Linked DNA regions of Homo sapiens: region 1 is linked to region 2. A link is an interaction called in ENCODE POLR2A ChIA-PET data of the cell type or tissue named here. Cell type or tissue: OCI-LY7. All regions are shown on one strand. Links, peaks and the distances in the headings refer to the core of each region. The heading gives the core; the rest is flanking DNA.

Region 1 (15,272 bases), core at 10,273-15,272, 90 kb before region 2:
TCTGTACAATTACTGGATATCAATTTAAAAATACATTGTCTTTGAGTTTCCACTGTTTCTATGAGAAGTCAGATTTGAATCTTCTTGTCTCACTTTTGAAGGTAATTTGTCTTTTTGGGTGAGGCAGTGATACTTTACAATTTTTCTCTTTCCTTTGGTTTTCAGCCATTTTATTGTGAGGTGCAAAAATACAGTTTTTATTCATTTTGCTTGGGGATCATAGGGATTCTTGGACCTGTGGCTTAAGATCTATGCTAAGTATTCTGTTTGTCTCTCCCCATACACAGTCCACACTCCTTCGTGCTTTGGGAAACTGACCTATATGGATTACAGTCGTTCCTATGCCCTCTAGTTTCCAGTTGGGTTCAGCTAATGAGAAACAGCAATAAGAGATCAGAGGGAAGGAGAAAGGGTCAGGATAATTATTCCCCGAGTTCCCTTTGTGGAGGCCACCTCGGGCTTGTTATATCCCTTGACAAAAGATCATTTTTCCTCTTAAAGTGGCCTTGTCAACATGACTGTTTAATCCTCTTTCCCCTCAAACTTCACAGCTTAGGAGTAGTGACAATTTCACTGTTGTTAGCCCCATGTTCTTTCACTATCACTTGCCATTAGTTCACCTGCCCACATCTTTGTAAATGAGCACTCTTCAATTTATGCCAACTTTAGTGTGCCATCTGCTTCTTCTTGGCAACTTGATTGATACAGTAACTGGTACCAGAAGTAGCATGTGATGGTTAATTTTTTGTGTCAACTTGGCTGGGCCACAATGCCCAGATATTTGGTCAAACATTATTGTGGATGTTTCTGTGAGGATGTTTTGGTTGAGTTTACATTTAAATCACCAGACTTTCAGTAAAGCAGATTGCCTTCCATAATGTGGGTGAGCCTTATCTAATCAGTTGAAGGCCTGACTAGAACGGAAGGCTGACCTCCCCAGAGCAAAAGGGAATTCTTCAGCAGATAGTCTTCAGACTTTATCTGTAACATTGGTACTTCCTTGTTCTGTATCGGGCTGCATCTGGATTCTAACTGTAACCCTTTCCTGAGCCTCCAGCCTGTTTGGTCTACCTCATCAGATTATGGACTTGCCAAGCTTCTACAATTGTGTCAGCCAATTACTTAGAATAAGTATTTTTTGATAAAATTAATGATATTCATATTTTAAAAGTGTGTATGGCAACAATTATCTTAAGCAAAATAAAAAGAGGAAAAAAACTGGGAGAAAGAATGTGTAACTCATCACAAACACAAGGATAATTTGTTATTTATAAAAAGTTCTCACAAATCAACAAGTATGAAAATGGGAAAGGGATAGGAAGAAACAGTTCAAAAAAAGGAAACTATAAGTGACTCTTAAATATCTTAAAATAAATCTCTTTATATACACACATACTCAAAATGAAATTCTGAGAATTGGTTGTTCATATACTTAAAGGAGCACACGGATAATCTTCTTACTGGGAAGAAATAGGGCATATGTAATTCATGACCACGATGTGGCATAATGATTACTCACTTTATCATCAGAGGATGTGATGCAGGTAGAGGGCAAGGCACTGGAGGTCAAGTGGCTGTAGCGCTTAATCTCTATAGCAACAAAGTTTCTTATAAAGATTGTGGAGTCACCTGGTGCTTTATTATAGCTTTAGAAAGTACAGATAGGGAAAATATAAGAGTTATAAATATGAAATGAAGAACATGAATTAAAAAACTAGAAAGTCTGGATTCAGGACTAGATCTAAAAAATAAATAAATAATAATAATAAAAAACTAGAAGACCTCCACGTCAGATTTAAGGGAGTCCCTCATATCTTAGAGCTGTACCACATCACATTGATCCATGACATTGTTGACATTAATTGGAACTGTAATCACAGAGTCCCTGGAAATATAGTAGATGTAGAGCACAAAATGTGCTGCTTGACATATAGAGGAGGTGCATCATCTATTATAGCATTTAAGTTGGTCACACAACCACCTGCAATCAAAAACATTAGCTATGATCAGTGGAGGTAAAAGGGAGAGGGGATGAAGTAACACAGAATAGTTGCTATAGTCCTTGCCTCTGTAGCTGGGCAAGTGGATGGATATTGATGGAGAAAAGTGATAGGCTATACTGGATTCCTGAACCTATTCCTTATAGATCTGCTATATCCACCATCCCAGCACACAGCATTGTAAATAAATCCTCCCTGAATTAATATTTTGGGAGTTTCATCTGCTTCCTACAGAGACTCTGACTAATATGTTCTTTCATCAGTTTTGGAAGACCTTCAGCTAATATTTCATTAAATATTGTTTCTGTCCATTCTGTCTCATCTCCTTCTGGAAATCTCACTATGTATGTTAAACTTTCTCATGGTATTACTTTTGTCTGTATGCTTTCTTCTGTATTTTACATTAATTTATGTCTCTGTGCTTTACTCTGGCTATTTTATTCTGTCCATTTTTTTTTTTCTGAGAGAAAGTCTCACTCTGTCACACAGGCTTGAGTGCAGTGGCATGATCTCAGCTCACTGCAAGCTCTGCCTCCTGGGTTCAAGCCATTCTCCCGCCTCAGCATCCCGAGTAGCTGGGACTACAGGTGCCCACCACCACGCCTGGCTAATTTTTTTGTATTTTTAGTAGAGACGGGATTTCACCATGTTAGTCAGGATGGTCTCGATCTCCTAACCTCATGATCTGCCCCCCTTGGCCTCCCAAAGTGCTCGGATTATAGGCGTGAGCCACTGCGCCCCGGTCTATTCTGTCCAATTTTTTAAGCTTCACTTAATCTTCAGCTTTGTAGGAACCACTATAGAATCGATTCTTTGTTCTTTTTAAAAAATTGGTTACTGTATTTTCTACTTCTAGAAATTCCATTTGTATACTTTTTATAATTTCAAGTTATTGGATGAAATTCTCAACCCTGTCTTTTATCTCTTTTAATATAGTAAGCATAGTTATTTTAAAGTCTATTTCTGATAACTCCATCATCTTCATCCCTGATTGGGCTGTTTCCATTGTCTTTTGATTTAAGATAATGTTGTTTTGTCTCGTTATGTGTCTAGTTATATTTTATTGTCCACTTGATGTATGCAAAAAATCATATGTCTGATTTGAGACCTAAGATAATGTTTTCTTCCTTCAGAGAGAATTTACATTGGCTTCTAGAAGTTGGCTAGAGGCATTAGCAATTCCGGATCACCTTAATTCAATTTTAGGGGTTTGGGTAATTTAAAACTGAGATTCAGTCTGCAAGATCAAGTTTGAGTGTTTCACTCCCAGGGTTTAATCCATGGGGTTTCAACCCAAAGCAAGACTGTTTACCAGAATCATCTTCCTTGGCAGGACATGCAGTCTGATTATTTTACCCCTTGGCCCATAAGCAAAAGGCTTAACATCTTCTCACCTCGAGGTAAAAAGTTATCCCAAATGCCATGCTCATCTTTCTGGGTTTCATTATTCTATGTCTTAGATCCATAATTCTTCCCTATCTTGTTAAAAAATCCAATTCCCTTGAGCAAATGTCTATTATATTTTGTCCAACCTTTGTAATTATCAGTGAAAGAGATGGTCCTAATTACATAGTCTACCATTACAGAAGTCTTTAAATATAATTTTAGTGGTTTGTAAAGTGGGTCCAAATGTTTTTTATCAGCTGCTTCTATGGCAAACCTTTCTAGACAATATAATTTATTCATATTTAGGGAAAATTAATTATTAAAAACTCATTAACAGGAATTGCTTATGGCTGTTCAATGCGTAGAGCCAGATATAAAATATTATATGGGTGAAACCAAGATTGAGGGTCTCACTAAAGCATTGAAAGAGGTTTTATTTGGAAGCTTTAAAAAATTCAATTTTAACACCCTTTCTATTTTATTTTTTCATATAATTATATAAAGTAATGAAAATATTTTTTCACCAAGCCCCATACAGATGCCCACCAAGCCCCTCCAGTTTACCTCAATGTACCATGTAAGTATTATCCTCTATGTGGGCCATAGCATGGAAAAGTTTGGAAAGGACTGACCTACCAACATTTACTTTATATCAATTTTTTTTTTCTTGCTGGCAGAACTCACTTTTCACCATACAGAATGAAAAAACAAACATTTGTTGTCCCATATGTTTTGCCCGGTGGGGAGTCACGTGGCCCAATCTTGGCCACTGGAACCTGAGGAGAAAACTCCTGAGGACTTGAAATAAAGATTTTCTTTCCTAAGAAAATCCGATCAACCCCAGAAAATGCTCATCTTAGTCACTGAACGTGATATCTTTGTTCCTAGCGATACCAGAACTAATGCAGCCGTGTATGACCATGAGGCTAAATGTTGCTGACATGCTGAGGATATTGGCATGGAAAGATGAAAAGCACAGAAGCCCCAAAATTTGTTGAGCAACTAAACGAACCTGGAATATCTCTGCCTCTGTATGTCTGTGTATTAGTCTATTCTCTCATTGCTTTACAGCAATGAGAAATACCTGAGACTGGATAATTTATGAAGTAAAGAGGCTTAGTTGGCTCGTGGTTCTGCAAGCTGCACAGGAAGCAGAGTGACTCCTGCTTCTGGGGAGGCCTCAGGAAACTTACAATCATGGTGGAAGGTGAAGGGGAAGCAGGCACATATTACATGGCTAGAACAGGAAGAAGAGAGAGAGGAGGGAGGTGCTACACACTTTTAAGCAGCCAGATCTCATAATAACTCACTCACTTACTCTCACAAGAACAGCACTGAGGGGATGGTGCTACCCATCATGAGAAATCTGCCTCCATGATCCAATCACCTCCCACCAGGCTCCACCTCCAACACTGGGGATTACAATTCAACATGAGATTTGCTGGGGACAGATCCAAACCATATCAGTCTGGTTATATAAAAAAATAAATGCCATTATTTCAGCTCATCCTATTTGGGTCTTCTGTTACTTGCAACCACAGGATGCTAGTTAATAAACCCACTTGTAGTTTTAAAGCATGAGCCCCAAATTATTTGACACTTCTCCCATTGAGAAGTGGATTATGTGTCCCCTCCCCTTGAATCTGAGTGAATGTTTCAATGATTAGAGTATGGTAGAAGGGCTGCTGTGTAACTCGTGACACTAGGTGATAAAAGGTGACATATCTTCTGCCATGCTCGATGGAACCCTCATGCTTGGAGCCTTGAGTTGCCATGTAAAAGATCTGGCTACCCTAAGGTTGCCATGATGGTAAGAAGCCAATCCACTCGGTGGGGCCATGTGTTGTTGCTCCAGTTGGAAGTGCTAATATTTTATTCATCCAAGCCCAGATATCAGACATGTGAATGAACAAGTCTTCAGATGATTCTGGTCCCCACCATTGAATTTCCTCCAGTCTTTGAGTCTCCCCACCTGAGGCCCCAGACATCACAGAGCAGAGGCAAATTATTTCTGCTGTGCCTTGTTCAAATTTCTGACTAAACGAATCCATGAGCATAATATAGTAAATAAGCTGCTAAATTCTGGGGTAATTTATTACACAGGAATGGTAACTGGAACAACACTTCTTCATCTCACTTTATATGCATCATGAATGATCACATAACACAAACTTGAGATGTGCTGGTGTAGCTCTTGCAGTATTAAGATTAGGTAACTTCAGGGTTTAACCCACCCAGGCATAGAAACAGTTCTTTAGGGAAATAAAACTGATGTTCACAAAGACACTACGAATCCTTCTCATGAATAGACTGCCGGAGTTGCTCATAGGATGAAAACTTTGGTAAAAAAAATTCTTGAAAGAGGATGTGCTTCCTCTATGAATTACAGTCACTTTTCTGCAGTAACCCTGCATGATCCACAACTTAGGAGAACCAATAACAAACACCATACTATCAAGTAAACAGCCTTGTTTGGTTCTAAGTTCATAAAATAAGAGCCTGAGGTTCAGAAGCCCAGGAGTCCAGTTAACACCTATGTGCCCTGTAGAAGTTACTTTATCTTCTCAGCTTCAGTTTTACTTGTAAAATAAGGGAGATGGACTAGAAGACTAATGGTTTCCAACTTTGATTCTGGGGAGCAAAATAGAAAAGTGTTGTGGTTGGCTGAATAATGCTCCCCCTCAAATTTGTCCACATCTGAATTCTGAGAATCTGTGAATATGATACAGAGTGCAAAAGACACATGGCATATGTGATTAAGTTAAGGGTCTTGAGAGGGAAACAGGAGGGCAAGAGTCATACATCTCTCGTTTATAGAGATGCCTCACACTTCCTTTGAAGCAGAAGCGAGAGAGGAGAAAAGATACTACTGGCTTTGAATTTGGAGGAAGGGGTCATGAGCCAAGGAATGCAGGCAATCTCTAGAAGCTGGAAAAGGCAAAGAAACAGAGTCTGTCTTGGAGCCTCCAGAAGGCATGCAGCTCTATGGGCCCATTTTAGACTTCTGACCTCCAGAACTGAGGCAGGAGAATAGGGTCAGGAGGCAGGGAACTTAAAACTGTTTCACGCTTACTTCATAGAACTAAATTGAAAGGAAAACCCTGGCCAGGCACAGTGGCTCACGCCTGTAATCCCAGCACTTTGGGAGGCTGAGGCAGGCAGATCACTTGAGGTCGATGAAGTCGGGAGTTCGAAACCAACCTGACCAACATGGAGAAACCCCGTCTCTACTAAAAATACAAAATTAGCTGGGCGTGGTGGTGCATGCCTGTAATCTCAGCTACTCAGAAGGCTGAGGCAGGAGAATCGCTTGAACCCGAGAGGCGGAGGTTGCCGTGGGTGAGCCGAGATCGCGCCATTGCACTCCGGCCTGGGCAGCAAGAGTGAAACTCCGTCTCAAAAAAAAAAAAAAAAGGAAAACCCTAACCTTCCATACCTTCCATGCCTAAGTAACAAAAGGACCAGAGGCTATTCCCTTTGCAAATCCCCACCTTTTCTGCAGGGCAGATGGGAAATTTAAAGTACCTCTGATTGGTTGCTTTTTGCAACCAAAGAGCAAAAAGCAACCAATCAGACATTTGCACAGGAGTGGAACTTTGTAACTTCACTTCAGCCTCTGATTGGTTGCTGTCTGCAACCAATCAAACTGATTATGGGCCAAATCTTTGTTTGAATAGAAGTGCAACTTTGTAACTTCACTTTAGCCTCTGATGGTTGCTTTCTTGCAACCAATCAGACGTTTGCATAGGAGTGTGGCCTTTGTAACTTCAGCCTCTGATTGTGGGCCACTACTTCATTTACATGGGGTGCACACCAAGTGGCCAATGGGAAATCTCTAGGGGGTATTTGGACCAGAGAAGATTCTGGATCCCGGCCCTTGAGCGGCTTCTCTGCCCGCTCCCACCCTGTAGAGTGTACTTTCGTTTTCAATAAATCTCTGCTTTTGTTGCTTCATTCTTTCCTTGCTTTGTTTGTGCGTTTTGTCCAATTCTTTGTTCAAAGAGCCAAGAACCTGGACACCCTACACTGGTAACAGAACTGTAAGAGAACAGGACTGTGTTTCTTTAAGGCACTACATTTACGGTAATTTGTTACAGTAGCAATAGGAAAGTAATACAGTGGTTAAGAGCTTGGGCTCTGCTATCAGACTACTTGAGCTCAAGTCCCTTTTCTACACCCTACTGGCTGTATGACCTTGGGCAAATTAAATTCTCTATACCTCAGTTTCATCTTGATAAAAGCAGTGATGGAAGAACTAACTCCTCTGACTTATTGTGAGGTTTTGAGGAAGTGTCTAGGATCATCTGGAAATTAGTAATTTATTTTAAAATTACTAATTTAAAATTACTACATTTATTTTAAAATTACTAATTTAAAATTACTACATTTATTTTAAAATGTAGTCATTGTTCTCTTGTTGAGAAGCATCTACTTTAGGAGCCGTGTATACAGCTTCTCATCAGATCCTTACAACCAGTAGTGAAATAGGTATGATGGTAAGTTTCCATATGAGAAAACTGAAGCTGTGGGAGGTGAATTTTTCCAAGTAACATAGCTAGTAAGTGGACAAATCAAAGTGGCTGGTTTACCACGAAATTAACTACATTTATGTGCCACATGATGGTGAATGAACAAATACGTGCAAGTAATCACAGCAGTGGGCACTCAACCACTAGTGCGGAGTCTAGACTAACTGCCACTAGGTCACCCCATCTGATCCACACTGGCGCCATTCCCAGTTCTTTACATTCATCCCTTGTTTCCAGAAAGGGCAGAGGAAGCGAGGAAAAAGTGCGTGGCCTGAAGTGACGCCTGGCGTTGCCCGAAGCCCGCCCAGCGCTGCCAGGTGACGCCACTGCGACACAAAGGCGGGGATTGCGTAGGGAAAGGCCCTAGGCCATAAACGGGGGTGGGGCCTCCCCGGAGGCCAGTGCGCGGCCGCGGTGCTCTACCGGCGTGTCGCTCCGCCCCAGGGAGAGCCGGCGCTACCATGGAGGAGTACCATCGCCACTGCGACGAGGTACCGCCCCTTGGCTACCTGGGAGCGCCCCCCACTCCCGCCTTCCTCTGCGCGGGGCTCTTGCCGGGTGGTCTCCCAGCGAGGGCGGTCCCAAGAGTTGGGGTGCGGCGTCCTCCGAGCCCGGGTCCTCTCCCCTGGGCCCGGGATCCGCCCCGCCCGACCCGTTCTCCCCACCCCAAAGTCCTGAGATTCGGGGTGGGAGGGGTGGCCAGGAGCGCGCGGATCAGACGGTGGGGTCGGGGCAGGGTTGGGAGGACGAGGCCTGACTTGGGTGCGAGGAGTGGGCATGGGGTGACGGGCGCCGCCCTCCTACCGGGCGGGCCTCGAAAACGGGTCTTCCCGCTGCTGCCTCCGTCCCTTGGCTTCCTCAGCGCGGGTGCTGCAGCCCCCATGGCTCGGAGTCTCGGGGTCCTGGTGGCACTGCCATTCCCGCTCCCGGTAATGCTTGCCAGGATTAGGCAAGGAGGTGCTTTATGGATTACGAGCCCTTGCTTACTGACTCAGGCTTTCCCAACCCTCACCAGAAACCCATGATGTCAGTTGTTATCTCCCTGTTATTGATGGGGACTCCAAAGAAAAGACTAAGTTGTCAGACCACTTTATAGTACTAAAGTGATATTAATCTTGAGTTATCAAGTATTTTCATAATCTTTAATTTGGGAAAGGAATTTTTGCCTAGAAATTTTTGCCTAGCATAAGTTAAAAACAAAATTGAAAATAGTCTACTAAGCATTCTCTTCATATGGACCACTTCATTCTCTCACTTAGCTGAAACCATTTCTATATTCTTATGACACATAACATCCTCATAGTCACCTCTTGCTTATTTCCTACGTTTTACAATACAATGATTCTTAATCTAGGATGTTCATTAGAATCACCAGTATAAAGCACTTTTTTAAAAAAAAATGTAGACTTGCAGGCTCTGCCCCAGACCTCACGGGAGGTAGGTAGGGAAAGCATTCAGTATTTTTAAGTGTTTAGGGGCAAGATTGGCCCCTTCTGTAGACCTGATGCCCTTTAACACTTTAACACCTGTCTAGGCCAGCCTAGGATATTCTGTGTAGCGTCATACTTGTAAGCCTGTGTTGAAAGCAGCTTTACCTTTTGTTTTCCCTTTAGGTTGGCTTCAATGCTGAGGAAGCCCACAATATTGTCAAAGAGGTGAGTCATACATTTTGTTTCTCTTGAAGCTTGCTGCACTGGTGGAGATTTTTAAAAGCTATATTTTGAGTTTCAGCACAAACTTAGAAACCTTACTGTTAAAAGAAGAATATTTTGTTTTGTTTTATTTTATTTTATTGTTTTTTGAGATGGAGTCTCGCTCTGTCACCCATGCTGGAGAACAGTGGTGTGATCTCAGCTCACTGCAACCTCCACCTCCTGGGTTCAAGCAATTCTCCTGTCTCAGCCTCCCGAGTAGCTGGGTCTACAGGCGCCCGCCACCACACCCATCCAATTTTTGTATTTTTAGTAGAGACGGGGTTTCACCTTATTGGTCAGGCTGGTTTCGAATTCCTGACCTCCGGTGATCCACCCGCCTTGGCCTCCCAAAGTGCTGGGATTGCAGGCGTGAACCACCACACCCGGCCAAGAACAAGATTTTAAATATTTATCCACTAACTCTTTATAGGGGTCCTTCTATATTTTGTTGTGTGCTATCAGCATCTTGAGGCTTATTCTGAAAGAGATGCTTAAGGATTTTCTTAGTCTAGAAAACTGGTTTAAAATTGATGCCCTGTCTTTTGGATAAAATAACTTTTATTCCAGAAAGCAAACATTATTTTAAATGTTAATGCTATAAAGTATATGTACGCATATATATGTACACACGTCAACTTTTATAATGTAAAGTATATGTATAATATATATGTATATTGTATAAAATAGATAACAAAAGCCCTAGAAATATCTGCCTTTGGGCATGTACACTTTTTTGCCCAATATAATTGGAAAAAATGATCATTTAACATATTTTAAGCATTGATATGATAGTGAATCAAAATTTTAAGAAAAATATTTGAAACTCCTTTTAGGCAAATAGAAAAGAAATTACCTTTGGGAATTAATTCTGGCAGGGGACCGTTCATTATTTTAGAGGTATCACATACAGACCACAGTGTGGGAAAGGTATTTTTTGACACCCAGGTCTGGCCTTACACAGCTAGAATTAACTCAAGGTCTGAGAGGAATAGACAGGCACCTGAAAATCCTGCCATATTTGAATACTTCAGAATTATGCATTCTATCTATGTAGCCTGAGAGTATTTAATTATTAAAAGTAGAAAGCAAAGGTTTTTAATACCTTTACAATGTAAAAGCACAAATGAGGGAAACTGGGAGGTGGAAGAGGGAGTGGAGGTAATGAGAAGGGAGTGATCTTAGTTTTCAAAGTGGCAAGTCAGGAAAGACTGTCCTTGGTTGATGGAACATAAAAGAAAGAATGCTGGGCTATTTGGGATTCCATTTAAATAGTGCCTTCTTCCTTAAGTTCTGAACCAAATGAAAAGAAAAAAGAGCCATTAGAAAGAGAACAAAATACCACCTTTATTATTGATAAAAACCAGTTTGATGATTGTACCTTGTTTTGCTAACTCCCATTCAGTTCAGCCCTGGGAAGAGTCATCCAAGAGAAAGTTTGAGTCAGCAGAGAGAAACACTTGTTCAGGCTGGTGCCTTTCATTGGTTTGGGTGGAGAGGGAAGGAGAAACTAAAGCCCAAGTTCAACACATTTGGGAGACTCCCAAATGAGATGTTAGAACAATGGTTATCACCCACCAACCAGGTAACTCATTCCACCTCCATGGGGAGGAATAACTGACAGGACAAGAGGCCAGGAATGTTAAAGAACAATCCTCTGCGTTGAAGAAAACATCCAGAGTGGAAAAGAAACATGTTTCTAACAGTGTAAATATATTTAAGTTAAAAAATCGTGATTTCACTATATTGAGAGAAGGGGGCGGGTGGTCTGAGGGAACCAAATTTTCATCTATCATAGTAGGAGTTACATGGATGTTGCCTATAATTCATAAATCAGGAAATAGTGAGATAAACATTATTTGGAGATACATAAGTAACCCTTGGAAGAAATAAAAACAGTTGTACACTGATGAGTTTCCTCTGGGGAATGGGACTGGGGATGGGAAAGGAAAGGGTGGGAAGGAAACTCTTCATTCTAAGCTTTTCTGTTCTACTGGATTTTTCAAACCATATGCCTGTTACTTTAATATTATATCAAATTAAAAGAATCATGCTTTTTCAACTGGGAAATACATACTCGGCAGTGGCTAGGTGGTGCTAGAAGTCACTGGATGCATTTTAGAACATCAGTTTTTCTTGAATATTTGTGAGAGGGAGTTAAGTAATATAAATAATATAACTGAAAACATTTTTGAATAAAAACAAACTCTGATGCATTATGTAGTCAAAACAAGCTTCTCTTGAATTTTTATATGAAATATGAGACTGCAAAGAAACTCAGCTTTGCTACAGGTTACTTGCAGCTAAATGTCTATCTTTCCTCTTCCCATGAACCAACCCTCTTCTGCCATTGAAACATTTCCATTGAGACATTGGAAATGCCTGAGAATGAGCAACATTTTAAAACAGTTTAGCACTTCCTAGATGATTACATAATTTCAGCAGTTATTTCTGATTTCCTTACTGATCTTATTTTCTTATTGATCTTATTTTCTTTCCTTTGATTTCTTGCTCTGAGCCCCTATGCTAATATGTTTTTCCTTCTGAACTCAGAGACACCCATTTATCAGTAATATGCATACATTTTCTTTAGTGTTAGTAATAGAAATTGCTTCCCCAAAAAATCGTCGAAGAAAAAGTGAGCTACAAATGACTTAGAATTTAGTCTAAAGTGTATTTGATTTAAGATACCCAGCGAGTATATCAAAACCAATATTGCTTCAACAACATTTGTTGAATACCTGCTAAGTGCCCAGGTCCTGAGTTTAGCACTGAGAATACAGAGCTGTTTAAGGACCTCATTGTCTCATGGGCCTCCATGTTAATGTAATTAATTAGGCTAGATGTTAATTAATAGTAATTAGCAGGGCTATTTACAGTGGCACCCACACCCCATGGTGTTTTCTGCTGTTTAGAGCAAAACTTGGAGTGGTCCTACTAAATAACCTGAAAGAAAAATGAGTGCTCTTACTTTATCCTTAAGGAAAGGTGATCTCAAGAGAGGAATAGGTTTGTCCAAAGGTCACCAGCTTAGGAATGGTAAAGCCAGAATTAAAATTCTATTCCCCTGATCCTTAAGCCACTACCCTTCCTACTTTGTCATGTTATTGAGCTTTCTAGGAGAAAAATTTGAGCCATATTACTTTTGTCAACCTTGCTAAAATATTTCATTTCTCTTTTCATATTTTATCATTAGTGAAGATTTTATACTATCCAACTTAAGATTTTGTATTAGTGCCTTCATAAATCTTTACTGTGGTCTAATTATAGTAAATAAAGCTGCATGTGTGTGTATGTGTGTATTATTAAGCTAGATTCTAAAAATGAATTAAATGAGTCTAATGATAGTAAATGAAGCTGCATGTGTGTGTTAGATTCTAAAAATGAATTAAATGAGTGCTTTATTATCCAGGCTTTATCACTCAAATATAAAATATAACAGCAGCAATATGATAATAGTAGTTAACATTATTTATATGCTAACTCTGTGCTAGTCCTGTTTGAGCACTTGGTATTCATTGTCTCATTTCATCCTAACAACAACCTGATAAGATGATGCTGTTATCCTTACTATAAGGATTAGGAAAATAGGGATTTGAAGGGGTTAAGTCACTTGCTAAAGGTCACATAGCAGATAGGTGTCAAAGTAGGCCTTAAAACCTAGGATTGTGATACTAGAGCCAGTGCTTTTAATCAGGTGTCAGAAGTGGATGAAATCAAGCACTATGGGAAATTATGATATTTGACTTTATCTTTCTAGAGCATCTTTATTTACTTTCAGTGGCAAGTGTGCTAGTTGTTTCATAGCTAAACAATCACATAGTATGAATGAGAATATAATCAGTTGTTGTTTCATAGCTAAACAATCACATAGTATGAATGAGAATATAATTAGTATACATAAGAATTATGTTTTTAAATTAGTCCCATCCTGTTTCTAGCATGTGAGCCCTAGTTCAAATCCCAGCTGTTTCAAAGCTACTTGTTAACCAATTGATAGCACCTTTTAATTTCCCCACCATAATTTTTATGACATAATTTATCATTAGTCTTCCTTGTGTTATAGATATTCGAATTTTTTTATTAGCTTCTCTGCTAGATTAAGTTATTTACACAGAAGCCATGACATATTTATCTTTATATGGCCCATAGTATCTCATAGAGTGAGATAATGCAAGTGGAAACTCTTTCAAAACTCTTAAGCAATTAGAGACAGTGCATAATCAATGTTTACCAAGTGTATATTTTCTAAGATGCCTTATTGAGCTATAAGTATATTTTATGTTTTGAATAAATTTTTACTGCAATTTGTGTAAAAATTGTTCTTTTTGAACAATTTTACTGACTAAATTAACTGCCCTCTGTGCCCTTTTAGTGTGTAGATGGGGTTTTAGGTGGTGAAGATTATAATCACAACAACATCAACCAGTGGACTGCAAGCATAGTGGAACAATCCTTAACACACCTGGTTAAGTTGGGAAAAGCCTATAAATATATTGGTAAGTATCAGTATCCTTCCTCACTAGTTCACTTGCTTTTGTCATTGTGATTTTCTCTGAATTTTGAGAAGGTATATGTACAATAGACATTTAAGTTGGATACTAAAAGGGTATAAAGGACTTCTGATTTACTCATTCAAAGATAATCTATAATAATACTTAAAAGATGAAGATCTTTCACTACTCAAAGGCAGTTTGAGCTACTTTTCTTTGGTAGCATCACCCTTTGCATTTCCATCAGTTCTTTCTTTCCACTGAGACCCCCCCTTAGCTCAACTGTGTTTCTTTCGGTAGTCCCATGCCTCTTTACCTGTAATTCCACACAGCAACTGTTTATAAAGTGGAGTATTTCCTGCATTTCTGTGTCTGAATTCTGCCCATGGTACAAAGCACAGAATTTGACTGATATTTTTCCTGCAATACAATCACCAATGGTAATGACAATGGTCAGAAAACCAACTGAATCCAGTGGGGTCAAAATCATGATGGTAGATAAAGATGAGAGTCTTTTATTTTTTTTTCAATCTATTTGCTGAACGCTTTGTTTTCTGTTTTTTGTTTGTTTGTTTGTTTTTTGTCTTGTTTTCGGCTTGTAGAGCTCTGAACTCACACACTTTGACCTTGGTTCTCTTTTCCTTTGTCTGTAAGTGCCCTCATTCTGTGACTTTATTTGCAGTGACCTGTGCAGTGGTCCAGAAGAGCGCATATGGCTTTCACACAGCCAGCTCCTGTTTTTGGGATACCACATCTGATGGTAAGAGATCTTAAGCTGATTTACACAAAATCCAACTTTTAGCAAAGTCAAACTGCACTTTTTAACCAAGTACTTATTTAATTCTGATTAAATTCTGAAAAGACTATCAACAGTATTGCTTTGTACCTAGTAACAAGTATACCTTCAGACCGATATGAAATGTGAAAACTTAACAGGTTGAAGGAAATAAGATATTAAAACATGTGAAAAATGTATGTGTATATATATATATATATATGTGTGTGTGTGTGTGTGTGTGTGTGTGTGTGTGTGTGTATATGTGTGTGTGTGTGTGTGTGTGTGTATATATATATATATATTCTCTGATAATTTTTATGTTTTGCTGGTATTTCAAAATCCTTTTTTTGTGTTTCAGGAACCTGTACCGTAAGATGGGAGAACCGGACCATGAA
Region 2 (15,516 bases), core at 3,667-8,666:
CACCACTACATTTGGGGTATGGTTCCAACCACCAGTTAATAAATCCCATTTTTCAGAGAACACTGACACCCACATACCCACAGAAATCATGTTTGAACTGCATAACCTTATCCCAGGCCATAGCTGGTTGGTTAACTGGTTAACACTACCCTAAGCTGGGCAAACCAGATTATTTTACCTGGAATTTTTGGATACCCTATCTCTGTCCTTGTGAGTGACTGTAATACCTCAAGTGAGTAATACCTAAACTCACCTGGGGGACAACAGAATGGCCATAAGTTTCTATGTGACAAAGAGCAAAGAAAGCTTGTCTGCATCTAGAAAGACACATAATGCTGATATACAAAGGGAAACAGCAATGAGGAATTGAGAGGAAGTCATGAAAGTATTTGAATTTCTGGTCCAATATGGCTTTATAATATGCCTTAGAGATATATATCTAGTACAAAACAAAGCCCATATCAAACCTCGGTGTACCACCATTACATTCATAATAAAATAAGATCATAATAAAATAAGATCCCATTAATTTGGAGGCCACTAAATCAAAGTTTTTAATGTAATTGTTCCATATTCAGCAACTCATGACATCTTATGTATACATAAGTTAAGTGGCACTTAACTAGATCTTGGAGACAAGGAATGATTTCCAAGGAAAACTGATAGCAAGGATGAGATCTGATGAATGAGTAGGATTAATGGCCAGAAAAGGCCATTTGGAAGAGTATTCTGCTATGGATTGAATTGTGTCCCCCCAATATATGTTGATGTCCTAAATACCAGTACCTTGGAATGTGACCTTATTTGGAAGTAAGATTGTTGCAGATATATTTAGTTAAGATAAGGTCATACTGGAGTAAAATGGACCCTTAATCCAACATGACTGGTGTCCTTATAAGAAGCGGATGTGAAGACATGAGGGAAGAAGATCATGTGATGATAGAGGCAGAGATTGAAGTGCTGCAGCTAGAAGGCAAAGAATGCCAAGGATTACTAGCAACCGCTTGAAGCTAGAAAGATGCAAGGATGAGTGTTGTTTCAGAGGGAGTGAGATCTTGCTGACATCTTGATTTCAGACCTCTAGACTCTAGAAATATGAGACAATAAATTTCTGTTGTTTAAAGCTACTACCCAGTTGGTGATACTTTATTATAGCAGCCCTAGGAAACTAATACATATCCCCTATAGAGAAAATGATATGTTTAAAGGCCTAGAAGTAAGAGAGAGAATGGCTCAGTTAAGGATATATAAATAGTTCACCATAGTTGAAATTTATAGGTGGAGAAATGAGGCTGGCTAGTTGAATAAACAGGGACAAGCTTATGCAGAAGTTTGTAATTTAATCTAAAGATAAATATAAGCTTCATCAAATGGTTTAAGAAAGGAAATAAGGTAATCAGACTTGTGTTGTAGAAGAGCACAATGACTTCAGTAAGAAATAGATTGGAGGGGAGTAATGTAGCAGGAAAACAAGTTAAGAGGCTACAGAATTTGTCTAAGTGAGTATTACTGTATAAGAAAGTACCCCAAACTCAGTGGCTTAAAACAACATTTAAAGACGATTTCTCATGAGCATACAGATCAGATGATAGATGGCTAATCTAAACTTGGTTTGTCTGGGCATCTACAGAAAGCTGAGAGTCATATAGACTGGGTTTGGCTAAGATTGGCTTCACACTCTGTGTGTTTTATTTTCCTCCTGGGAAAAGTGAGCAAGCTTGGGCACATCCTTCGCATAGATATGGAAGAGGTTCAGGTGGGCAAGCCCAAGCAGACAAGAATTCTATCAAGCCTCTGCTAGTATCATGTCTGCTAACACTCCACTGGGCAAGACACACCACATGGCTGAGTTAAATTTCAAAGGACAGGAAAACACATTTTGTCTTTTGATTGAAGAAACTGTAAAGTCACATAGCAAAGGGTGTACATTTAGGGAAGGGTCAAAGATTGAGATCATTAATACAATCCATCTGTCGTGGGAAATTACCTTGATGCAATGGTAGCCTCCAAGTAAATCACCAGGCAAACTATCCCAGAGGTCACAAACCATTTACCAAGTAAATTTTAATGCACACAGCAATAATCAAAGGGAAAGAGATGAGATAGGTTCACACATGTAGGACAGTGTTCAAAAAAGCAGAACTACTTTACTTGAATCCTGGGGTATGGATTGGGCATTCATCCTTTCTCTCTGTTGCATCAGTCAGTCTTCCTTGCTAATGGTATGGTTATAAACACCAGAGTTGAGGTTTGAGTATGGGGTCCACAGAGGGAAGGGGCTTGGGAGCAGTGACATGCACTGTCCTCTGAGAGATGCTAAGACAAGTACACCTGGCTACAGTTGTGGCTTGCTAATAAGGCTGCTGAACAGCTAAAAGCTTAATTGTATTTCTTAGGCATAGGACACATGGGACCAAGATGGGTGTCACCAATGGGTGGCCAAATTAAGACTTCATAAATACAGAGTGCTTCACATTCCTGAAGTAAAAATGGTGTGCCCCCTGTACCTCATGTATATTTATCACATATATCAATAAGTATTAGTGTTTCCTTGATCTTTCCATCATTTTATATGTTCACACATATATGTTCTACTTACTTCACTTATCTTACATGCCTTCAAGGTTAATAAGTTATTTATTGCTATGGGCTGAATTATGCCCTTCCAAAATTCATATGTTGAAGTCCTGATGTCTAATATGACTGTATTTGGAGATAGGGCTTTTAGGAAGTAATTAAGATTAAATTAGTTCATAAGGTTTGAGCTCTAATATGATATAATTGGTGGTTGTATAAGAAAAGGAAAAGTGAGAGAAATCCTTTCTTCACATTGAGCACACACAAACTGAGGAAAGGTCATGGGAGGACACAGCAATAAGGCAGTCAATAGCAAGCCCAGAAGAGGGCACTCACAGAACCTGCCCATGCTGGCACCCTAATCTTGATGTCTAGCTCCCAGAGCTGTGAGAAATAAATTTCTGTTTTGAAGCAATCTAGTCCATGGTATTTTGTTATGGCAGTCAGACCTGACTACAACAGTCATCTTTGCCTAGCACATTGTATGAATTTCATTCATCCCATTTATTTTCTTGTCTTTTACAGCATAATTGAATATTCTGAAAGAATATAGCAAATACACATTACACCACCACATGGAGAGATATTAGTGATGTGAATTAGATGAGAATACAGAGAATGGCAAGAAAGAGAAATGGAAAGACTCAAAAGTAATATTTCCATGAATTGTTGACTGAATAATAAGCTAAAATGGGGCTGAGAGGCAGGAAGGGGCCAAGGCTGGCCTCAGGTTTCTGGCTTGGGAATCTGAGTTAATGATAATGTCATCCCCTGGAAAAAATGCACAGCAAGAATAACCATTATGTGGAGAAAGAGAATGAATACAGCTTTTCACAGGATTGAGTTTAGATGAGTTGGGCAGGGACCATCTCTAAGTGGGACATATTGGCTGGTTAGTTGGATGCATAAAGGTGGAGTCCAATAACGACATCTGGCCATCTGGCCTGGAGACATAGGTATGGGTGTCATGGATAAGGATAAGGTAAACAAAGTCACAAGAGAGTGCAGCAGTTAGAAAGGAGGATGCCCCAAAGAAGAACGCTGCTTGGAGATCTTGGTTTGAAGGACAGCAGAAGAAGAGGGGTCTGAAATAGAGAAGAGAAAAGGCAGGCAGGGAAGAGAATGCAAATCTGCAACTATGGGGCTTGGCAACTACTGGAGTCTCAGGTACTACACATTTGATGCCAAGAGTGTAAATAAAAATGGGCTGATAAGTGACCCTTGGTTTAACAATAAGAAGTTGACAGTGACCCCAGTAAGGGGCCTACTGGAAAACAATGAGGGAAGCCAGATGTTGTGGGTTGAGGTGAGGTAGTGAGACACCTCAAAATGTCTGAGGCTGTGATAAGAATGAGAGGACTTGGCTACAATTGGGAAAACATGTGAACACCAGGAGGACCTAGTTTTATTATTTTAAAAAATATAGGAGCTTGTAAATATTGAGAAAGAGTCGCAACAAAGGGACAGGCTAACCATGGAAGATTTTGGATGGGGTGAGATTTCTGAGCCCAAGGCAGGAAGGAAATGGAATTTGCTTTAGACAGGAGGGGCCTCCTCTCTGTAAAAAGAGGGAAGGAGCAGAGTGCAGATGCAGGAGGATTTGTAGGGCTGGGGACAGCAGGGTGAGGGACTTCCTCTTTGTGGTTTCCATTTCCTTTGTGAAAGAGAGGGCAAGGTTATCTGTTGAAAGTGAGGTAGTGAGTAGACATTTCAGGAAACAGAAGACAGTTTTCAATGTTGTATCTTTTGTTCAGAAAGGAGACTTGACTGTAGAAATGCAAAATGATTTCCAGGCCCAGATAAGGGCCCAGTTGAGCCTGGAGCTCATAAATCAGTAATGGTAGGAGTCTGTGGGTAGCTTTTCTAGCTTTTCTTACCCACCCACGAGCAAGTATAGAGGACAATTGAGTTGATCAGGGTTGGTTTTTGCCTGCAGGTGGTACAGAAGGGCACTGCATGAGAGAATTCAGGATTTGTGCAAGAAAATGGCAGAAGTGAACTGAGTCTAAGATGAGTAGAATGCCAAGAAGTGAACACAAGATGGGAGCAAAGTCAAAGAGTCAAAAAGAACTCAAAGTTTGATGAGGTTGAAGGACAGTCATCTTGGGTGTGAGTGAATTAGGAAGCCAGGGAACAGGAGGTGGTAGTCAGAGGATGGGTGTATGAGATGCAGATTTCAGAAGCAGTGCACTTCTGAGAGATGACAGGGTTCAGAGTGTGGCTATGGGAGTCCATGGAGGTGAAGATCTCTGAATGAGGAAGTCAAGGATGACTGAGGCAGGGTATTGGATCCACTGAAGTCACCCAGAAAGATGGCAAATGTTAGCGAGGAGAGGCAGGCTGCAATGCAGTGCCCGAGTTCTTAATAAAGCAACTCATGTGAGGACACAGCAGTACATGGACCACCCCCATTACAAAGGAGGGGCAGAGGGAATTAGAGCCGAGAGGCCCACACCTCAGTGGGGCACAGGGATCTGCATGCAGTGGAAGGATTGAAAGTATAGAAATGTCAATGAGGAGCTAGGAAAAAAACAACTCTCATAGCCTAGTCCACTCTCATAGCATGGCATGTAGAGTAGTTGGAGAGCCAACTGCTGTAGCTTAGCTGTCTGTAGGCCATGGGGTCTTCTGGAGGAAAGAAGGCCATGAAGTTGTGGAGATGTTCAGAGAATAGTTGAGGGTGTAGGGGAGGCTATTAACCATGGGAGGAGAAGTACAGATGTCCGGTGGGAAGGTTTTGTAGGGGATGGGGATGACCAGGTTGTTGCCCAGATGAATTAAGAGAATGTAGAAGAGATGGGAGAATTGGAAGAGCTGTCCTTGCTTGATCCTGTTCCCTCAAATATATTTCAAGAGTTTCTTGGTTCGAGACAAGAGTCCCTCAAATACATTTAAAGAGTTTCTTGGTTCCTTTTATTTAGATGAACCACACTCAACCTTTGCCAAACTTCCCAGGTGGCTCAGTAGCCAAATACCTCCCCACCCTGTTTGCCCTTCTTTTCTTGCAAAGTGGTTTCATGATAAACTTACATAGAATTTGTTCAAATCCTGACCACTGCACTAACAAGCTATAAGACCTTGAGCAACCTATTTGACCTCATTTAGCCCCAGTCTCCTCATCTGTACAATGGGAGGTGGGTATTAATACCATCTTCATTGGGTTGGTGGGAGGACTAAGTGTACACAGTGCACATAGTCTGATGCTCGACATGTGGTAGCTGCACAACGCATGGGTTTTGTCTTCCTCTTTAAATGTGGTATGCAGAATTGAGAAAAATGTTCTAGGTGCAATCTGACTGGTCAAGAGTGAAGGGGGATCTTGACTTCCTATGTTATGGAGACCACACTATGGTTAACCATATCTATGGTGTAACCTCAGACTGATTGTGCTACCCTTTTAAAGACTTGCCTCACATTATTGGCTCATACAGAAGTGTGCAATCAACTACAACCACCAGAACTTTTAAAAATGTATTTGCAGCAATTGAGTTGGGGTAGCTGATAAGACATTATCAGGCCAGCTATACACGAATTAAGAAATCTAATGGGAGGAAATGTTGTTGCATTAGTTTGACAGGGCTTCCATAACAAAGTACCTCAGCCTGGATGTTTTAAACAACAGAAATTTATTTTCTCACAGTTTTAGAAGCTACAAATTCAAGATCAAGGTTTCAGCATGTTTGGTTTCCTTCTGGGGCCCCTTTGCTTGGCTTGTAGATGGTCATCCTCTTCCTTTATCTTAATATGGTCTTTCCTCTGTATGGTCTTTCCTCTGTGTGTACATGCCTGTGCCCCAACTTCCTCCTCTTATAAGGTCATATTAGTTTAGAGCTCACCTTCTGACTTCCTTTTAATTTAAATGCCTCTTTATAGATTCTATCACCAAATTAAGTCACATTCAGAGGTCCTAGGGGCTAAGACTTCAATATATAAATTTTGAAGGGGACACAATTCAGCCCGTAACAAAATAGTGAGGCTCTCTTATTTCTATAAAATACTTGCAGTTAAATCCCTGTTGTTTCAATGACAGGATTTCATTCTTTTTATGGCTGAATAGTATTCCATTGTGTATATATACCACAATGGAATGAGAATTTTATTTTCAAACACCTTCTTGTCACATTTTAATATATATTAGAAACACACAAAAAATGCTGAGAGAGAATATAAATTAAGTTTGATTAACACATAATAAGGGATGGGTGCTCTTCATATGAAAGAGAAAAATCTCTGAAAAAGTATTCACTGAGTGAAGAAGTAAATAATGCATCCCCTTTACCACAGATAAAATGTACAACTGTCAAGTCTAAGGGACAAAACGAGGCAAAATAAAAAAAAAAATCATGTGGGAAGTTTATCTTTTTCTATATTTCAGAACATGGAGGAACACATGGCTGATGTCTGGCCATATGTTCCTCCTTGGAAACATGGGCATAAATGTTTCTTTGAGTTTTAGCTATGGAAGAAGCCCTGGAAAGAATGGCTAGTCTGTTGCTGCTGCTGCCCTGCAGATACGTGCTTGGAGTTCCTGTTAAGAATTTTTGGGTAGACTGCACTAAATTATCCAAATTCTCTTGCCCAGTTCTTATGTGAAGGAGGTCACACAATTTCAAGATGACCACATAGGTATGGAAAGAGGAACCAATATTCCTCGAACATCACCTACTAGTAGGTTCTGTGATAGGTGGTTTGCATTCATTAATTTAATAAAGTATTCACATCAAGAAAAATGCCCAAATAATCTGATTTTAAAATGGGCAAGAGATCTTGATAGAGTTTGGATGTTATCCCAGCCCAAATCTCATGTCAAAATGTAATCTCCAATGTTGGAGGTGGGGTCTGGTGGGAGATGATTAGATCATGGGGATGGATTTCTCATGAATGGTTTAGTACCATCCCCTTTGTACTGTCCTGGTGATAGTGAGTGAGTTCTCACGAGATCTGGGCATTTAAAAATGTATGGAACCTCCCCCGTCCCTCTTTTGCTCCTGCTCTGGCCATGTGATGTGTCTGCTCCCCCTTCACCTTCTGCCATGATTGTAAATTTCCTGAGGCATGCCCAGAAGTCAAGCAGATGTCAGCATCATGCTTCCTGTACAGCCTGCAGAACCATGAGCCAATTAAATCTCTTTTCTTTATAAATTACTCAGCCTCAGGTATTTCTTTATAGCAATGCTGGAATGGACTAATACAGTTCTGAATAGACATTTCTCAAAAGAAGACATACAAGTGGTAAACAGGTATATGAAAAATGCTCACCATCACTAATCATTAGAAAAATGCAAATCAAAACCACAATGAGCTATCACCTCACCCCAGATAAAATGGCTTTAATCAAAAAGACAAAAAATAGTAGATAATGGTAAGGATGTAGAGAAAGGGGAATGATTGTACACTGTTGGTGGGAATGTAAAGTAGTACAACCACTATAGAGAACAGTATGGAGATTCCTCAAAAAAACAAAAAATAGAAGTACCATATGATCCAGGAATCCCATCACTGGGTATATATCCAAAATAAAGCAAGTCAGTATTGAAGAGATAGCTGCACTACCATGTTTACTGTAGCACTATTCACAATAGCCAATAGCCAAGATAAGAATTAACTTAAGTTCCATCAATGGATGAATAGAAAACGAAAATGTGGTATATATACACAATGGAATACTATTCAGCCATAAAAAGAATGAAATCCTGTCATTGAAACAACATGGATGAAACTGAAAGTATTTTATAGAAATAAGAGAACCTCACTATTTTGACTGATGGAAACTATTAATACAACATTCAATTTGCAGAGTTAATACAAGAAAAAATGTTACCAGAAAACTGAGTTATATGGGCCTCTCCATAGTTATTATCCTCTGTGAACACTGTTATTGGCTTCTTTCACCATGAATTAGCTATGTGTGACTTTTATATAAAGTAAAATTTATTTAAATTGAGCCATTCTGCATGTACTATTTTGTGGCTGGCTTCATTCATCCATCCATGTTGTGGTGAGAAGCAGTGATTAATTTATCTTCATAATAGCATAGTATTTCATTTGTATGAATATACACATGCAATTATTTTTCTATTAATGGCATTTGGGTTTCTTCTGTTGGGACATTTATTAAAAATACTGTTATGAATGTTCTTGAAAATGCATTTTGGTAAATATATATGCACATTTCTTATGAGTACATAGAGGTAAAGCTACTAGATCATAAGATTACATTGATTTAACTTTAGTATAGGATGCCAAATAGTTTATGAAGTAGTTATGGTACCAGTTTACACTCTGACCAGCTGTAGCAAAACTTACTTATTTTAGGGAAGAGCATATATAATATTGGTGTAATTTCATGCGTTCCTTAAATATTTGAACGAATTCGCTGGTAAAGCCAAATGCACTTGGAGTTTGTTATGAGAGTAGGTTTTGAATTACAGCCTCAATTTCTTTATAACAGAAAGAACAATTCTAATTTTTATTTATTAAATGATTTTTCCATTTATCATTTTGATACTGATAGTTAATTTAATTCTATTCTCTGCGAAGACCATAATCTCCTTTAAAATGTTCTGAAACTTGTTTCATTGTTCATAATATGGTTAACATTGGTAACTTTCTAAGTACACCTGAGAAGACTATATATTGTAATTATACAGTGCATTGCTCTACATACATCAATTAGGTCAAGTTCATTAATGGTATTCTTTAATCCTAATCAAAACCCCAGCAGTGTTTGTTTATTTATCCATAAAAATCTGACTCTAAGCAGGGAAAAACAAAAAAGGCCACACCCATCTCAATGTATATTATTACTCTTAGGACCTGGGCCTCAAAAGTCCTGACTTCTTTTATTGCCTCTTGATGTTCTTTGCATTTTACGTAGCTTTTATAGCTGTTTGCAGTGGGAGGGTTGTTGTGATATAAGCTGCTCTACCAGAACTGAAAATGGAACTCCTTCCCCGACCACCGTATTTTTATTGTTGGTATTATTATTTCTAATGGAATGAATGAATTTTCTTAAAATAGTACAAAAGAAATATATTCATGGGATTTAAAAAATCTTTTCTTTTTTCATGTTGCTTGAATTTATTGTTATTTAACTAGTGTGTTTCTAGAAGACAGAATGTATAATAAATATAAATCAAAGCTCTTTCAATGCAATGGGTATTATTTACATGTGGAGAAGGGCAGCATTTACCTCAAATCATTATGTTTATGTTTCCAAAGGGCTTGCCCAACTATAGGCAGAGTAAATTCTTTCTGTTTGGGAGACATGTTGCTCAGGCCTAAGGCAAATTTAAGCAAGTCTCATTGAACATAGGAATCTCATACGCACAATACTCAGGGAGGCTGAGGCGGGAGAATTGTTCGAACCCTGGAGGCAGAGGTTGCAGTGAGCTGAGATCGCACCATTGCACTCCAGCCTGGGTAATAGGGTGAGACTCCATCTCCAAAAAAAAAAAAAAAAATTCTAGGTTGAATACCACTTCCGGCAGAACTTTGAGTTTCTATGAAATTTCCCATGGTCATATGTACATAAAGAGACGGCATATGCTTTTTCTCTCTCAGGTGTGGTCCCTGGTCCATGGGCCTTGGTCCATGGTCTTCTAGTTTCCAGTGTTGCTGAAACAAGTTTGATTCTTGCTACTTTATGGGTTACCTGTGTTTTGATTTGTTTTGTTTTGCTTTAATATTTCCCTTCTGGAGGCTGTTGCAAATTTACTTGAACCTCCATGTTCTGAAATTTTGTAACAATATGTCTAGACATAAGAAATTATTTTCAAGGTGATGGCTACTCTGTGGACTCTATCCATATGATGACTTGTATTATTTGGCTCAGATAAAGTATCTTATAATTTCTGGCACTTTTCTCTCATGTGCTATTTCTATACTCTCTTTCTGAAACTTCCATCCGTTGGATGACAGACTTGACTCTTTTCATTCCTATGTTTCACTCTTCCCCTTCTTCATGCCTCTAGTTTCTCTGGAATTCTTCAGGGTAGGTAGGAATCTTCCTGAGCGTTGTCCCCTTCCTCGCATATGTCTAAGTTTGATTTATTTCAGCCTAGTTCATGATTTACCACTTCTCTATCAAAAAATTAAATGGTACCAGCTCCTCTTTGTAGCTCTGGTAGAATTTGGCTGTGAATCCAACTGGTCCTGGGCCTTTTTTGGTTGGTAGGCTATTAATTACTGCCTCAATTCCAGAACTTGTTATTGGTCTATTCAAGGATTTGACTTCTTCCTGGTTTAGTCTTGGGAGGGTGTATGTGTCTAGGAAATTATCCATTTCTTCTAGATTTTCTAGCTTATTTGTGTAGAGGTGTTTATACTATTCTCCGATGGTAGTTTGTATTTCTGTGGGGTCAGTGGTGATATCTTCTTTATCATTTTTTATTGTGTCTATTTGATTCTTCTTTCTTTTCTTCTTTATTAGTCTGGCTAGTGGTCTATCTATTTTGTTAATCTTTGCAAAAAACCAGCTCCTGGATTCATTGATTTTTTTGAAGGGTTTTTCATTCTATCTCCTTCAGTTCTGTTCTGATCTTAGTTATTTCTTGCCTTCTGCTAGCTTTTGAATTTGTTTGCTCTTGTTTCTCTAGTTCTTTTTTTTCTTTTCTTGTTTGTTTTTTTTTTTTTACTGAGTTTTGCTCTTATTGCCCAGGCTGGAGTGCAATGGCGCGATCTTGGCTCACCGCAACCTCCGCCTACAGGTTCAAGCAATTCTTCTGCCTCAGTCTCCTGAGTAGCTGGGATTACAGGCATGCGCCACCACGCCCGGCTAATTTTGTATTTTCAGTACAGACGGGGTTTCTCCATGTTGGTCAGGCTGGTCTCAAACTCCTGACCTCAGGTGATCTGCCGGCCTTGGCCTCCCAAAGTGCTGGGATTACAGGTGTGAGTCACCATGCCCAGCCCCTCTGGTTCTTTTAATTGTGATGTTAGGGTGTTGATTTTAGATCTCTCCTGCTTTCTCCTATGGGCATTTAGTGCTATAAATTCTGGAAAAATAAAAAAGGGGAACTTTCCTTTCGGTAAAGTTGAGATTTGGGTTAGCAGCAGTTTACATTTTTTTTTTTTTTTTGAGGCAGGTTCTCACTCTGTTGCACAGGCTGGAATGCAGTGGCGTGATTTCGGTTCACTGCAACCTGTCTCCAGGGTTCAAGCGATTCTTGTGCCTCAGCCTCCCACGTAGCTGGGACTACAGGCGCATGCCACCATGCCCAGCTAATTTTTGTGCTCTTTTTTTTTTGTTTTTTTTAGTAGAGACGGGGTTTCACCATGTTGCCCAGGCTGGTCTTGAACTCCTGAGCTCAAGTGATCCACCCACCTTGGCCTCCCAAAGTGCTGGGATTACAGGCATGAGCCACCACACCTGGCCAGTTTACAAACATTTTTGACCACAGCCACAGTAAGAACACATTTTATATTGTGACTCGGTGTACTCATAACTGTGTAGAATGGAAACAAAAATTCTCCCAAAGGTTACTTGACTCAACATGAGGAGTGCTGTAGGATATCTCATTTGTATTTGATTCTTGTATATTTCCTTTTTAAAAATGTTTGGTTGAGATTCACTAAATTTATATGAGGATCCATTAATAGTTTGTAACCCACAGGTGGAAGACTTCTGGAACATAAGTTACAAAAGATATAGCAACACTAGGCTAGTAGGGCCCTTCCAGAACAAGCCTTCCACAGTTTCCATGGCTACCCATTTTTCAGGTCAATGAAATTAGTGATGCAGTCAACCAAAACTATCATGGCAATCTGCCCCTCTCTTTCTTCTTCATCAGACCTGGGAATGCACCACATAATGAAAGCAACAGGAATGTGACATCTCTCGACAGTGCTCTCACAGAGAAACCAGGCCAGTTTTTGCAAGAATGGTTTGTTCATATACCTCACCCAGGCTGCAGAAGACCTGACCCCTTCCCTCACCTCAACAGCCACTCAGATGAGAATTTATTTCTTTATGGGTCCTTTGAGGAGTTGCCCTCCCCCAGGGTGTGGAGAATTACTGATGACTCAGAGACGCCAAACACCAGCTCTGAATCAGGGGACATGCCACCTCTAAGCCTCCCTTCGGGTTTCCCCACATGCCACAAGTCCACCAGGCTCCTGCAGCCCTGCTGGCGGTGTGAGGTCCCTCGCCTTAAGCCCAGCTACCCTTTGCCACTGGGCTGATTGCCTACCTGGGTACTATAGGGCCTCTTTCCCATAATGCTGGAGATGGGACCCTGAACTAAAGGACCACAGCCTTTCCAGAGCAGCAGATCGGCTGCCAAATCTGATCTGCAGAGCTATGAGTGGGGGGTGGCAAAGGGAAATTGTGGGTGTGGGTGGACATGGGGGTGATGGCGTTGCTCCACTTTTAGCAGCTGAAGGGAGAACATGTGGTGGCTTGGAGTACCTCAAAAGAGTGGGAGGTTAAGAGTAAGGTTTTGAAAGTCAGATGGTTTCAACTCAATGTTGGTTCTTCCCCTTATTGTCTGTGTGACTTTGCCGTTGACCAATTTTTTAACCTAGTCTGTGGTCTCCACTTGTGTAACTTCTACTTTTCATCTTGTTTTGAAGAATACATGTGATAATGCATATGAATCATGAATTGCCTCACATATAGCATGGGCTCATTAATAGTAGCTGCTATTATTAATGCATTGTTGTTATCATACTGGAGAAGAGAAAAAGGTGGAAAGACTTAGCCAGTGGCCCCTGGAATGCAGCTAAATGCAGGATGTAATGCCTGGGAACTGCACATATAGTGTACCCTATTACAGAAACTTGCCCTTCCTGGTTTGGCAGAGTGTGTCATGCTTGCCTGTTAGGAGGAGAAGCTTCTTGAGTAGCTGTGCTCAGAAGGACTCTGAAGCCATGGCAAGTCCCAGTGTGGTAACAGAGCCTCACACTGAGCATCTCGGCCTGTCATGGGTTTGGAGTGGTGAACATGGGCAGGCCAGCTGAGTATCTGTCTTCCCTTCCCCTTTAGGACTTAATATTTTGTGATTTAGTCATAATTTTTCAGGCTTTTCAAGATGGCTTGTTTTAAATGCATTATTTCTCATTGGGACTTTCAGGGGGTGATACGTAAGCCTCACCTACATTCCTGAAAGGCCACATTCTACAAGGCACATATTTGAGGAGGCTGTTAGGTGCATAATAGAGATGGGTCTAGCATTGGAGGGGAACAGAAGTGGTGGGAAAGAAACAACAAGTCACAGAATAAGAAATATAAAAGGGAGAAAATTAGAACACATGCAGCGTAAAACAGCAAGCTAAAACTCCTGCTGGGCCCTGATGCTAAGGCAGGGTCAATATTCTGTACCTCGATGAGCAAGCACTGCCACCTGCTGGCCAAGGGGAATGTGACTGCCAAGGGATTCCTTTGGAAATGGCATACATGCATACATCATTTTGTTGTGCTTTGAACATAATTGCATTTTTTTTTTTTTTTTTTTACAAATTGAAGGTTTGTGGCAGCTCTATCTCAATCAAGTCTATCGGCACCATTTTTCCAACAGCATGTGCTCACTTTGTGTCTCTGCTACATTTTGGTAATTCTCTGAAATGTTTTAAAGAAATGAAAAATTTCAAACTTTTTCACTATTATTGTATTTGTTATGATGATCTGTGATCAGTGATCTTTGATGTTACTATCGGAATTCTTCCACAAACCACACCCATATAAGACAGCAAATTTAATGGATAAACGTGTGTGCGTTCTGACTGTTCCACAAACTGACAGTTCCCCCATCTGTCTCCCACTCCTCAGCCCTTCCTATCCCTGAGACACAGCAATATTAAATTAGGCCAACTAATAACCCTACAGTGGCCTCTAAGTTTTCAAGTGAAAGGAAGAGTTACACATGTACACTTTCAACCAAAAGCTAGAAATGATTAAGTTTAGTGAAGAAGGCATGTTGAAAGCTGAGAGAGGCAAAAAACCAGACCTCTTGTGCCAAACAGCCAAGTTTTGAATGCAAAGGAAAAGTTCTTGAAGGAAATTAAAAGTGCCACTCCAGTCAACATAGAAATGACAAAAAGGAAAACAGCTTTATTTCTGATATGGAGAAAGTTTTAATAGTCGAGATAGAAGATCAAACCAGCCACAACATTCCCTTAAGCCAAAGCCTAATCCAGAGCAAGGCCCTAGCTCTTCAATTCTGTGAAGGATAAGAGAGGTGAGGAAGCTGCAGAAACAAAGTTGGAAGCTAGCAGAGGTTGGTTCATGAGGTTTAAAGAAAGAAGCTGTTTCCATAACATAAAAATGCAAGGTGAAGCAGCAAGTGCAGGTGGAGAAGCTGCAAAAAGTCACCCAGAAGATTCAGCTAAGATCATTGAAGAAGGTGGCTACACTAAACAACATATTTTCAATGTAGACAAACAGCCTTGTATTGGAAGAAGATGCATCTAGGACTTTCATAGCCAAAGAGGAGAAGACAATGCCTGGCTTCGAAACTTCAAAAGACACTGACTGTCTTGCTAGGGGCTAATGCTGCTGGTAACTTTAAACTGAAGACAATGCTCATTTACCATTCCAAAACTCCTAGGGCCAATATGAATTATGCCAAATGTACTCTGCCTGTGCTCTTGAAATGAAGCACATTTCTAGATGAAAGCACATCTGTGTACAACATGGTTTACTGAATAAGCCCACATAAACCTACTGTAGAGAAAAAAAATCCTTTCAAAATATTACTGCTCATTGACATTGCACCTGGTCAACCAAGAACTCTGATGGAAATGTGCATGGTGATGAATGTTGTTTTCATGTCTGCTAACATAGCATCCTTTCTGCAGCCCATGGATCAAAGAGTTGTTTAAACTTTCAAGTGTTATTATGTAAGAAATACATTTTGTAAGGCTGTAGCTGCCATACACAGTGATTAGTCTGATGGATTTAGGTAAAGGAAATTGAAAACCTTCTGAAAAAAGTTACCATTT

What was found. ChIA-PET counts read pairs that join two places held together with the same protein. Peaks named below come from ENCODE experiments on the same cell type or tissue, not always from the same donor. Only the 100,000 strongest peaks of a DNase experiment are listed, where the experiment ranks them.
Region 1: POLR2A ChIA-PET joins it to region 2 with 6 read pairs; 2 of 35 experiments call an interaction of 5 or more read pairs at or near these places.

Annotation. Positions count from the first base shown.
Region 1 is chrX:37,840,615-37,855,886 of GRCh38, reverse strand. It overlaps DYNLT3 (dynein light chain Tctex-type 3), which reads left to right and starts at 8,316. Exons shown (of 5, transcript NM_006520.3): 1 at 8,316-8,406; 2 at 9,529-9,570; 3 at 13,982-14,105; 4 at 14,782-14,859; 5 at 15,236-15,272. The coding sequence starts at 8,377. RefSeq lists a silencer at 8,543-8,652. In OCI-LY7, for the core only: CTCF peaks have their summits at 11,473 and 11,676; no DNase peak of the experiment used is centred there.
Region 2 is chrX:37,743,953-37,759,468 of GRCh38, reverse strand. No RefSeq gene overlaps it. Among named protein-coding and RNA genes, the nearest start is that of CYBB, 28 kb to the left of the region's middle. RefSeq lists an enhancer at 13,789-13,838. In OCI-LY7, for the core only: no CTCF peak of the experiment used is centred there; DNase peaks (open chromatin) are centred at 4,238 and 6,338; H3K4me3 peaks cover 2,238 bases; H3K27ac peaks cover 3,306 bases.